Linked DNA regions of Mus musculus: region 1 is linked to region 2. A link is a loop called in an ENCODE intact Hi-C map of the cell type or tissue named here. Cell type or tissue: left cerebral cortex. All regions are shown on one strand. Links, peaks and the distances in the headings refer to the core of each region. The heading gives the core; the rest is flanking DNA.

What was found. Hi-C counts contacts between places; a loop is a spot of excess contacts. Peaks named below come from ENCODE experiments on the same cell type or tissue, not always from the same donor. Only the 100,000 strongest peaks of a DNase experiment are listed, where the experiment ranks them.
Region 1: a loop joins it to region 2, with 2.9 times the contacts of the local background. A loop is called at or near these places in 2 of 42 quality-filtered maps.

Annotation. Positions count from the first base shown.
Region 1 is chr7:35,869,325-35,875,811 of GRCm38, forward strand. No RefSeq gene overlaps it. Among named protein-coding and RNA genes, the nearest start is that of Gm36234, 51 kb to the right of the region's middle. In left cerebral cortex, for the core only: no CTCF peak of the experiment used is centred there; no DNase peak of the experiment used is centred there.
Region 2 is chr7:35,820,702-35,827,188 of GRCm38, forward strand. The region is part of intron 2 of E130304I02Rik (RIKEN cDNA E130304I02 gene); the gene reads left to right. Among named protein-coding and RNA genes, the nearest start is that of Zfp507, 21 kb to the left of the region's middle. In left cerebral cortex, for the core only: CTCF peaks have their summits at 2,840 (motif pointing left) and 3,408; DNase peaks (open chromatin) are centred at 721, 1,797 and 3,377; H3K4me3 peaks cover 642 bases; H3K27ac peaks cover 628 bases.

The DNA of each region.
Region 1 (6,487 bases), core at 417-5,416, 49 kb after region 2:
TGCAGTTCGCGTGATAACACTTTATGCACAAAGAGATCATTTTTCCCAGTCAGTAAATAAAAAATGCACATACATATGGCTTACCCTGCTCCCTCTCTATCCAGCACCTCAGAAATGACTGTCTCATACCTTGCCTAGACCAGAGGGAGAAAGACATTTGTTTTTCTCCTCTGTTCCTTCCTTCCTGGGGTACAAGGCGCTCCTTATGGACTATCAGTGGCCTGGGGCATTGTGGGGGGTTACCCAGGCTCAGTGGAGGCCAGGTCCCCTCAGCCTCTACTGTCTGTTGGGGCACTGACCAGTCTTGGTGCTGCCTGACCCCTGGGCTTCCTTCAGCCTGCTGAGCTTGAGGTGTGAGGTATGTCCCACTGGCGGCCTGAGAAATGCTGTAGAGACCTGACTACGACACGGGACTCAATGCAATTTTTCCTCCAATCTGCTTCCAGGACTCCTGACTGTGTCAGGAGATGGGATCCTTGGCTCAACTTTTCTTTTAGCACCTGCCTCCTTGCATTTGCTAACCTCTCTTTATTCGATAAGCCGATGGTAGATGTCGGATTCAGAGCGTTCTGCAGGCTACGGTATTCAGCTAGTGCTAAATAACACCACTTAAAATGGCATTTACTGTATCATTTCATTGTATTTATGACAAGTGATACTGATTTCCCTTTATGGTCATGATAAAGATCCCTTCTAAATAAATTTCTTTAAATAAAGAGACTCAGAGAAATATTGAGTAAATAAGACAGTGATGCTAGTTTGTGGGAGGATCCGAAGGTGCCGTGTGACTGGTAGTGGCCTGGGAAAGAGGCTGGGTGGCTGTCCTACAACTCCAGTATTGTTTCAAAAACCAGTGTGGCTCTGCGTGGATTCAAAGCTATTTAAAAACACGCTGCTCGTACAATTATTGTGGGCCAATTAAAAATAAAACTTACACCCCCGCCAAGCCCCAAAGACATGATGAATGCTTAGAGTGATGGATATGCTAATTGCCTTGATTTGATTATCACAGAAGGCATGCATGTATCGAAACACCACACTAAACTTAGAAATACGAACAATTGCTATGTGTCAATTAAACAAATGAAAAACCACTGAAAGCTATGTGTGGAAGGGAATGCCTCTAATTCCAGCACTTGGATGGTGGAACTAGGCAGGAGGGGTTTGAGTCTGAGGCCAGCATGGGCTATATAGTAGACCATGTCTTGAGAAACCCCAAACAAAATCCCCCCACAAAGCAACCTGTCAAACAAGCAACCAACCAATCCCACACTCTTTATTTTCGACTGAAAAAGGGAAAAATGTAACAAATGCTCTTTGTTCAGAATTTGGAATAGGGGCTGGAGAGGTGATAACTGAGGGGCTAAAAGGAATCATTGCTCGTTCAGAAGAGTAGAATTGGTTCCCAGTTTCAGTGTAAGGCGGTTTGCAATCAACTGCAACTCCAACTCCAGAGGGTGTAATGCCCTCTTCTGGCACCCAAGAACATTGCATGCAAACACACACACACACACACACACACACACACACACACACACACACACACACACACCTCTTTAAAAACATCCAAGACTTGTAATATATAGAACACATACACAAATATAAAGGCAGTGAAAGAAATAAGTAACCCTGTCCTATGAGGGTCTTCAGAAGCAGCTTTGTCTCTTAATATGCTGTGATGCACAGACATCCTCTTTTAGGAACAAACCGGGGGTGTGGACACATTGTTACAGTCTCATCTCCTTCTTCCTTTTCAATTTCTGAGCTGTGAACACTTCCCCATGTCCTGGTTTCTGGGGTGCCAATTTCTCATCATTCCGTTCAGATCGATCTGAAATTATTCACCAATGCTCATTGTAAGGCTTTTTAGGATACAATGGTGCCCAAATCAAACATGTCACCCCTCTGAGTTTAAATTCCAGGCACTTTTGGGCGAGACACAATGTATTCAGTCAATGCCTTGGAGCTGGAGACTTAGAGCAATCAATGTTACAGGTGATGACTGCCACAGTGGTGTTCTTCAGCCCGAGCCTCACTGCACATTCTGGTGTCTCTGGAGCAGTAGTTCTCAACCTGTGGGTTGCGACCTCTGGGACTCGAATGACCCTTTCTCAGGGGTCACAAATCAGGTCTCCTGCCTATCAGACATTTATATTACAATTCATAACAATAGCAAAATTACAGTTATGAAGTAGCAACAAAAATAATTTTACGGTTGGGGGGGGGGGTCACCACAAAATGAGGAACTGTGTTAAAGGGTCACAACTTTAGGAAGGTTAAGAACCACTGCTCGAGAGAAACCAACAGAAGCAGAAGCAGGGAAAGGAGGACTTCTCAAGGCCCACTGCTGTGTGCACTTTTCTTCTTGTGAGCTTGTGAGCATATGTGTGTGTACATGGACACGTGTGTGTGTGTGTGTGTGTGTGTGTGTGTGTGTGTGTAAGTGGAGGTCAGAAGTCAACATCTGGAGTCTTCCTCTACCACAGTCCACCTTTTAAAAAGATATATCTTTATTTATATGTATGAGTGTGTGCATTTCTGTGCATGCCAGGGAGGGCGTGAGATCTTCTGGATCTAGATCTAGAGTGGATGAGGGGAGCTGGGGACTGAACTGGGGTCCTCAGGAAGATCAAGCACGCGTCTTTATCTCTGAACCATCTCTTCAGCACCCAGTCTCCATTTATCACTCACCCATCCATCCATCCATCCATCCATCCATCCATCCATCCATCCATCCATCCATCCATCATCTATCTACTAACTGTTTCTATTCTAGAATCTGAAACTTTCTAGCTGGTTAGCCTGGCTGGACAGCAAAGCTCCAGCGATCATCCTGTGGGTCCTCTCAAGTCTGGGATTACAGGTACATCATCGCACACAGCCTTTACACTGCTGCTGGGGACTTGAACTCAGGGCAGTCGGCCATTGGGCCATCTCCCCTACCCTTCATGAGATTATTATATATCTTAAATAATCTCATGAAGGGATACACACACACACACACACACACACACACACACACACACACACATATATATATACCCTTTGCTACAGGGTATCTTTTTATTGTTGGCCCATTTTTGAGTCAGTTTTAACTGTGGAGTTTGACTGTTCTTTACCTATGCCCTATACTGGCCCTGGCTATGTGGTTTGCAACTGTTTCTTCTTAATACACAGAGTGTCTTTTTAGCTTCTTTCTAGTTTTTTTTTTTTTTTTTTTTTTTTTTTTTGGGTAAAAGTTTTAACTTTCACCTAACCTTGATGAGGTCCTATTTATTGGTTTCCTCCACTAGACTTTAGTTTTTTTCAGAGCACATGACTTAATAACCTAAACCAGGATTTCATTAAAAATAGGTATTTCCTAGCTAGACATGAGAGTGAATGTCTGTAGTCCCAGGACTCAGGAGGAGGTTGAGGCAAGAGCATCCTAAGTTCAAGGGCATCCTGGACTACACAGTGAAATTCTGTCTCTAGGAAAAATATCTGTTTCCCAAGGACCCACTACACACCAAGAGCTTGTTTAGGAGAAGAGAGACCATGCTTGTTTAGGAGAAGGGGAAAACATGCAGATATTACCTCCATGCAGTTAGAAAGGCACTAAAAATACAATTTCAGGGGCCTGGAGAGATGGCTCAGTAGCTAAGAGCACTTGTTGCTCTTGCAGAGGACCCAAGTTCAGTTCCAATCACCCACATGGTGGTTCCCTAAAGAACATAATTTGTGTAGAACAGAGCCAGCCAAACACATGGAGTGAACACAAAGGCAGTCTGTGGGTGGGGAGAAGTGGGAGAAGTCTGTGGTGTAGGAGAGCTGAGCAGCATGGGGAGCTTGGGCAGCTGGGCCTGGGGACCACAGACCCTATAGGTGGCCTATGGAGCAGCGATGGAGAATTAGACCTGCTGAGAGCAATGGCAGTCTGCTGAGTTTCACTCTATGAAAGGTCTCATGGATCCTGGGCAAGGACTCAGTGGGGAAACACTTGCCGTGCACACATGAGAACCTCAGTTCAGATCCCTGGAATGCAACGGTCTGGCTGGATACATGGCATGTGTCTCTGATTTGGTTTCTCCTGTGATAAAACACTGGCCAAAAACAACTTGGAAGGAAAGGGGGCTCTTTCATTCCACAGGGTACATACAGTCCATCATGGAGGGAACCCAAAGCAGGAACCTGGAGGCAGGAACTGAAGCAGGGGCCATGAGGAATACTGGTTACTGGCATACTCAGACACTTTTCTTTCATAGCATAAGCCCTCTGCCTAGGGGTTGCACCACCCACAGTGGACGGAGCCATTAATTAACAATCAAGAAAATGTCCCAGAGATGTGCCCACAGGCCAATGTATTGAAGGCAATTCCTGAGTTGAGATTCCCTCCTCCTAGATGTCTTAGAGTCTTAGTTAGGGTTTTAGTGCTGTGAACAGATACCATGACCAAGGCAACTCTTATAAGGGACAACATTTAATTGGGGCTGGCTTACAGGTTCAGAGGTTCAGTCTATTATCATCAAGGTGGGGGCATGTCAGCATCCAGCAGGCATGGAGCAGGAGGAGCTGAGAGTCCTACATCTTCATCTGAAGGCTGCTAAGAGAAGACTGGTTTCCAGGCAGCTAGGATGAGGATATTAAAGCCCATGCCCACAGTGGCGCACCTGCTTCAACAAGGTCACACCTCTAACTAGTGCCACTCACTGGGCTAGGCATACTCAAACCACCACACTTAGGTTTCTGTCGAGTTGATAACAACAGATGAGTACAGAGGTGGTGAGAAGAGAATCCTTAGGAACTCAAAAGTCAGCTAGCTTGTGCTGTGCTGAACAGCAAAGGCACATGGTCTCAAACAAGGTGAAAGGCAAGGACCCATACTTGAAGTTGCTCAATGACTTCTATGCTGTTACACATACACCCATCTTCACAAATAAGCACACACAAATAAGCATATGGATACATCAAGCACACTCGGGTGCACACACAAAGTTAAAAAAGAAAGGCCCCATAGGCAGTTCACCAAAATGTACAGAATCTATGGTGTCATTATTTGCCAATCCCAATTCTCCATTCATGTGGATAAGAAGCCAGGTATCTAGATCAGAGGTTGATTTATTTACAGATTGAAGGCTAGATCATTCTTGGTTGTTCTGTTTGAGATAGGGTTGTGTCTTGTAGCCCAAGCTGGTCTCAAAGTCTCTTCAGCCTGGCATTACAGTGTTAGTATTACAGCCGGGTATCACCATGCCTGTCTTAGAATACTCTTTACTAATGAAAAAATTCCCCTTCTCACAAGCCTCCCACATAAATAAAGGTGGACTGACAGTGCCCATGTTGTGTTTCACAACCTTCTGCAATGCCCACTCCAGGGGAATACAGTGACCTCTTCTGGTCTCAGTGGGTACTGCATGCACATGGCACACACACACACACACACACACACACACACACACACACACACACACACACACAGAGTAAGAGTAAACCGATGATAAGAAGCAAAACAGAAAATGAAAAGAGGGCTTGTTATTGACCCCCAAGGGTACAACACATGCCTCGCACGCACAAGACCAGCAATGTCAAAAACAAGCTACAGGGATAATAAACAAAAGCTCTAAATGGCGCTGGCACAGCAATCTGGGTGTGGCGGCTCGTGTCTGTTACTCTTTAAAGCTAGTAGGCTTTGTATACAGAAGGTGCTTAACCATACATGAGGGATTCCCCATCACCTCCCCACCCCTGCCCACCCCGTCTCTGGGTCCCAGAAAGGTGTGTTAAAAAGCAGAAGATAATGTTTTCCGAGGGACTCACATCTCCTCCTGGGATGTCCCCAAATCAGAGGCCACTCTTCTCTGCTACCTGTGGCACCTCACCAGCATCCCCGACTCCCTCCACCTCGAGCTGCTCTCTCTGTGGAGAGGATGGGTGTTTGCAGTGTGTAAGCCCGCCCCCCCCCCCCCCAGGGCTGTGTGCTCTACAAGTTGGCTCTTTGGGGGGGGGGCTGAAGGGAGTAGGCCAGTTGTAATACTAGCTGTCTGCACACAAATGGCTTCATTTCAAAATCATGCCACAGACAGGATGAAAAACACCACACTGGAACAAAAGTCAGTGGGAACAAAGAGAAGCTTTCACCGCGGGACAGAGGGACAATGTGGAGCAGAGGGTGCTTCGAGGTGGTGTCTGGGGTCTTTTGATGATTAAACAAACAGCCGTCAAACACCTGTCTGCCCTCATCCGAGGAGAACCAGTGTCTGAGGGGATTTAAAAGCACCCCTGGCTGGCTGGTCTGCCACGAGAATCTTGGCAAACTGTTGTCTGGAGAGCACCGTAAGTCTGCCCTTATTTTAATGGAGGCATGGGAAGACAGAATCCAGTCATCCCTGAGGATGCTGGGTAGTTTCCTCCCATCTCCAGGGCTTGAGCTCTCCTACCGAGGGTATTAGGATAGTTAGCACATGGGGCTAAGCTGGGGTACCCTGGGGAACATTGAGATAGCCCACTC
Region 2 (6,487 bases), core at 425-5,424:
TTCTCGTTTCCTTTCTGTGGCTGTGATAAACACTCTGAACAAGAACAACGCAGGGAAGAGAAATGGTTATTTCAGCATTCGGGTTACAGTCTACCATTCAGTGAAGCTAGAGCAGGAACTCAGCTCTTCTATACATCATTGCCTCCCACCAAGTAACTCATTTCACTAAGGACCACAGAGAATGCTGTGGACCAGGCTGGCCTTGAACTCATAGAGGTCAATCTGCCTCTGCCTCGCAAGTGCTTGGATTAAAGGCGTGTGTCACCGCTGCTCAGCTTAGCTTTCTTATATAGCCCAGAACCACATGGTTAGGGCAGAATGTTGGGCACAGTAGGCCCGAGGTGGATGCCGGGAACCTAACTTAGGTTAGTAATCAAACTGTTGAGCCATCTTTCCAGCCACTAGGTTTCCTCTAACTTTAAATGAGTTAGCTTCAATATGTATGTATGTATGTATGTATGTATGTATGTATGTACATATGAAGACAGTGCCCTTGTAGTTCAGAATGGGGCATCAAATCCCCTGGAGCTGGAGTTACAGGCATTTGTGAGTCACCTGATCTAGGTGCTGGGAACCAAATTTAGGTCCTCTGTAAGAGCAAAACATGCTCTGAACCACTGAGCCGTCTCTCCAGCCTCTGCTTCTAGCTTTCCAAATAACCTTCAAATAACGTAGAGAAGACGACAGGGCTGTTTTAAAAATTGCACTGGCTTGGTGCAGGGCTAGCTCGAATTGTGGCATTTTAAAATTGGTAACAAAAGAGACTCAATCTGTGCATAGGAGAGTTGGGTAGCAGAAATATATGTTCCTGTGAAATGCTGCACACCCGTGGCTTATGAAACTATTCTGATGGGAATGTGGTGGACTTTGTGCTATTACATAATACCAAATGGAATTTTGGCTTCACTGTTAATGATGTGCCATTGAAAGAAGTCAGAGAAGAATGAGATGTTTTAATAAAAGAAGAAAAGGCAAAGGAAATCCAGTCAAGACGTGAAGCCAAGAGCCAGAGATGGTCTCTTCACCCCCTCTCCCTCTTCCTCAGCCCTTCTGCAGCCATCTCCAATACAGTCTCCTCACTAGTTTACTGTGGCCCTGAGTCCATTTGTGAGACTGTGTGTGTTAGTTCCCTTTGCATCACCATGACCAAATTGCCTGTTGGAAACAAGGAAAAAAAAAAAACATATGTTTTGGCTCATGGTTTCAGAGAGTTCTGTTCATGGTTCCTTGGTTCCTTGCACCTGAGAAGAACATCATGGTTGGGAGATCTTGTGGCAGAGAAGAGCTGACATTTGAATCAGGGTTTGCAGGAAGAGGAGAGGCAGGGAAGGGGCAGGGAGGGAGAGGGAGGGGAGAAGAGTGGGGAGGGGGAGAGAGAGAGAGTGGGAGGGGGTAAATATACCTTCCAAGGGTCTGTCCTCCTCCAGTTAGGCTCCACATCTTAAAGTTTTCAGAACCTCCCAAAATAGCACTACCAGCTAGGGACCAAAACTTTAAAACCATGGGAGACATTTCAGAATCCATGCGCAACACTGTGGGTCTCATCGCCTTCTTGCAAGATTGTAGCATTTCATTTCTCCAGCTCCCGGTGCATCCTCCTGGTGCATGCTGGCCGGCGTTGATCGTGGGGAGGATAAGTTCATGGCTATGGCGTCTTAGAGAAGAAGCGGAGCACAGACAACTTTGCAGACTACTTTGAGTTCCAGTAGAGGGCGGATGGCAGATGGGACTCTTAATCTTCATGCCGCTTCTTCACACTCTTTGTACGTCCAGGGTGCACGAATCGTGTACCTGGCAAGCACGGCCATGTACTGGCACTAGGAGCAAGAGGGCTGGCTCTGAGCCTCCTGGTAGAGAAGACGATAGAGGCTCCCTAGAGGCAGGCAGAACACAAGGAATCAGACAAGTTGAAATGCGAACAGACGAGTAGAAGGAAAATGGATGGCAAATCAGAGGAGATGGGAGGCAGGGAGGAGACGGGACGGATGCGGGTGCAGCTGGATCCGACTGAGCACGGGGCTCTCAGAAGATCTCTGCCCCTGGCTGGCAGCCTTTCCTTTCCTGTCCCGTGGTTCTCTCTTCCTTCCTCTCTCCCCACTTCCAAGCCTCCTTTGTCTCTTCACAGTTATTGACTTTCGTGATGAATTGCAATCCAATGCAGTTTTCAAAAGGTTTTATTTTTATTTACACATTTTGAGTCATTAATAAGCATATGCAGTATAAAATTCAAGACAGAAATGGACATACTAACAATGAGGTCTCCCTTATACTTACTACCAGCCCCTCTACAAAGGAATCACTGCTAATGATTTATTGTGTGTTTTTTTTTCCAAAGAGACTCTATGTAAACACATACACCCTGTTTTACATATTACTCCCTGGCCTTATTCAGCCATATGATTTGAGGAATGGTGCCATATTGGTACATACAGAGCTGCTTTGCTGACTGCGAAGGCTGTGCAGAATCCAGTCTTCCAGCTTCGCCTTCCTTTACAAGTCTTGTGCTGAAGGACACAACACTTGTTGGCAACCCCTTGCTGTAGTGAGCTACCCCGTCAGCTGTGCTTTGGGACACGTGACCTTGTGCTGGAGAAACAAATTGCTAGAACAGGGGATTCCTGGTCAGAAGGTATATGCTTTTTAAAATTTGGAGGAAAAATACCGATGCATTTCTTTCATTTCCACTTTGCAAAACCAGTGAGTTTAGTTCCCAACATCCTCGGCAGGTGTTTCACAACCACCTGTGATTTCAGATCGGAGAGGGGGGTGGGGGGGGGGGGGAGGGGGGAATCTGATGCCCCCTTGTGGCTCCTAAGGGCACCTGCACTTGTTGCCCATGCCCACACAGACAAACATAAATAAATCATAAAAATTAACAAAACAAAAATAAAATAGCTCGGGTTTCCATGAGGAATTTAGTGTGCGGTGATTTCTTTGGCTGGTATGAGCGATGCATCAGGAAAATCCAGATGGGGGGTGTCAAATTCATGAGGTCAACAACAGAGAGAGACTGGAGATGAAGAAGGAGCCAAGAACCAATAATACAAGAGAAACACATCAGGGCATGGCTTTTCTTTTTAGAGAAGCCAGTATATCTGGATTAAGCCATGCCAATGTGGTAACTATGCAAAGATTATTGTTCATTTTGCCGTGCTGACGTTTCCCCTGGACTGTGGTCTAATAGCTTCCTTCTCTTCTTGGACCTGGCATCCACAGTGCACTTTGGCATGACTGGGATATCTTTTCACTAGAAATTGCATATAAAACCCACGGTTTCACTGCAAATAAATGTTCAGATTTACCATGACATGACTGTGGGGCAGTATTTCCATCCGTGATGCCCTTGGCTACTTCTGTGTTCGAGTGTGCTCAGGGTGAACTGAGCCATCTCGTTTGCAGTGAGGGACCTTGAGGTGGCAGCACCGCCACATTCAATTCTGCTGCACTCCGAGTTCATTACAAAGTGAAAGGAAAAATCGCTATAAATCAGAATAACACTGATTGTTATAATTTTATTATCAGAGCGTTAAGTCAATAAAACTTAACGAAAACGTCATTTGAATTGTGTACTCGTTTTTACTAGTTGTCCGGCATGTTCTAAAAGCACATCCAAAACAACAAAATGAAGAAATTAGTGATAAATTGTGAGAAAGCTGGGTCTTGTCTTATGCTGCAGTAAAACTAGATTTTCTTTTTGCATTGTAAAATATTCCTTTTGAAGATGTTAACGTACCCATAATGCCTTCCGTCTGCTGGACTGCATTTAGCATCCTATTGTCTGCTTTCGTGTTTTCGTATCATCTGGCCTTTTATCATGTATGGTTGTATATAGGAGGGGCCGGCTCATATATGAAATCCCCTCAGGAAAGAAGGTGTTTTTTTTTTTAAATGAGAAATAAAGAAATGTATTTATGAAAGGAGTCAGAGAAATTTACTGAGAGATGTCTATAATAGAAACACAGAAAGGTAACACCCCCTCCCCCTTAGAAGCATATTCACTACTGGGAGGGGGTTCCCAAGCTATGGAGCAGTTTTATAAAAGGCACGGTGTTAGGTGATACCATACTGCTTACATCAGGCACAATACATGATTACTGTGCACTTTTATCTTGTCAATTGCTGTCAGATTATTACAGTATTGCTGTATAATTACTGAAGATACAAGACACTAAAACGTTTGCCCCCATGTTTCCCCATTTTTCCTCTTTAATTTTAAGAGATAGGTATGCTGACATGTCATTTATGGGATGTTGGAAAGGTAAATTCAGAATGTGTTGTGGGTTTAATCTTTTTTTCACCTTTAATCTTTCTGCAGTGCAGGCTGGCTTTGAACTAACCCCCTGGTACTGAGATTACCGGCATGGACCACTATGCCAAGCTCAATAGGATGTTTTTAGAAGAATTCCAACATAAGGCGCTCTGCTGTGGTGTACAGACATTGGACTAGATTTAGATTGGAAATCAAATGGTTGGGGTTCTGTGGACTCAGAGCCCTTTTTCCCCGAACCCAACCCACTTGTTTGTATACTGTGTTGGGACTGGAGTAAGCATGTAGTGTGTGTGTGTGTGTGTGTGTGTGTGTGTGTGTGTGACTTTCTGAGTTTATGTTATTTCACATGTCATGTATATGCAGGACTCCCAGGAGGCTAGAAGGTCAAACTACTCTAGAATACCCCCACTCACCTCCCCGCCTGGTGTGCCCCACCAGCCTCTCAGATGACTCTAAATCAGATCTGGTTGACAGTGAAGATCGACCACGGCACAACCACGGCACAGAGAAGTTGCCTGCACTGTGACTCAAACCCAGAGTCTGTTATGTTAAAAGTGACATGTGTTTTTGATAACCACCCCTTAGATACATGGTCTTTTCTTTCTGGAGAATTGTCGTAAATAGATGTGTCATAGGTGATCCAAAACAGAATTCAATTAGATGTTCACATTTTATCTGAGTGTCATTGATACAAAGATGGAAATGGTGTAGGGTTAAATGTAAATTGTTAAGAGATGCCTTTTGGTCCCACCATCCAGCACTGCAAATCTCAAACAAGCCGGTTATTAGATAAAATACTTATTCTACTCTTGCAAAGAACTATTGATTTAATTTGGGTGACAGTGTCAATTTGAGGGAGTTGAGTGACTGTGTTGGGAAGTATCTGAGTGAAAATGGTCTACCCAGACAAATTCTTTGAATTGCACTAACAATGGCATGTGTGTATGGACTTCAGAGGTGACCTGTAGCATGGTTGCTGCTTCATGTGCTGAGGGTACACACATGCACATGCAAACTCGAACACATGCACATGGGTACACACTCACACACACAAAGATATATATTGAGAGCAGGTTCCCTAAGATGACAGTTTCTTGTTCCCAGAACACATTCAGAGTGACAGTGAAAGACACATGGGTGTCTAAGCAGAAGCAACAGGGAAAAGGGGCCTCTAAAACATCTAACCCAGAGTCTGCTCATGTTATTTTTAAAAATTATTTTTATGTGTATGGGTGTTTTGCCTAAACGTAAGTCTATGTATTATATGCATGCCTGGTACCCAAGGAGGTCAGAGGAGGGCATTTGGATTCCCTGGAACTGGAGTTACAGATGGTTGTGGGGCACCATGTGGGTGCTGGGAACTGAACCTGGGTCTCTTGGGTCTTCTGCAAGAGCCATCTCTCCAATCCCAACAAATTTACTTTTTAAAGTCATTTTGAATTGTGTGTGTGTGTGTGTGTGTGTGTGTGTGAACATGCCTGAAGAGGCCAGAGAGTTGCATACCCCTGGAGTTGGCATTACAGCTGGTTGTAAGCCATCTGACGTTGGTTCTGGGAATTAAACTTAGATCCTCTGCAAGAGAAGTCGGTGGTCTTCATCTCTGAGCCATATCCCTAGCCTGAGGCCTGATTACCACAGGGGATTTTTGAACACATTGAGGAGGCTGTGGTACTATCAGATGTGGTGCCTAATTGGTGGAGATAGGAGGAAGGGGGGCTTTGAAGGTTGTAGCCTAGCCTACTCCTGCATCCCACTCTTTCCCCTGTGTTACATTGTTTCGTTTAGGTGTTTTGGTCACAGTGATATAAAATAACAAATACAAGACAAAAGAAGATATTCTACAAAAGTTGATGCTATTTGCTCTAGACATTAAGAGACTAGATGCTAAAATTTATTTGAAAATTCCTAGTTCTCCACGCTGCAATGTTTCCACTGTTGTGTGAAAGTACCTTGAAGTTGACAGGAGACAACCCAAGCCCAAGTTCTCAGCACCAAGGAGATTGATTTGCCTCGGAGGGACAGAGGGTAGGGGATAAGAGACAAAGGCAGGAGACAGAGGAGACGGAGAAGTGCAAGGGAATAAAGGCGAGGAAAGGGATGTTTGCCCTGGAGGGACAAAGGGTTGCATCTGGATAGAGGAGAAAGATGTGGTCCATAGGCAAATGGTGGTTTATAAAGAAAAAAGGGGAAACCCTCATGTTAGGAGGAGTTGTTAAT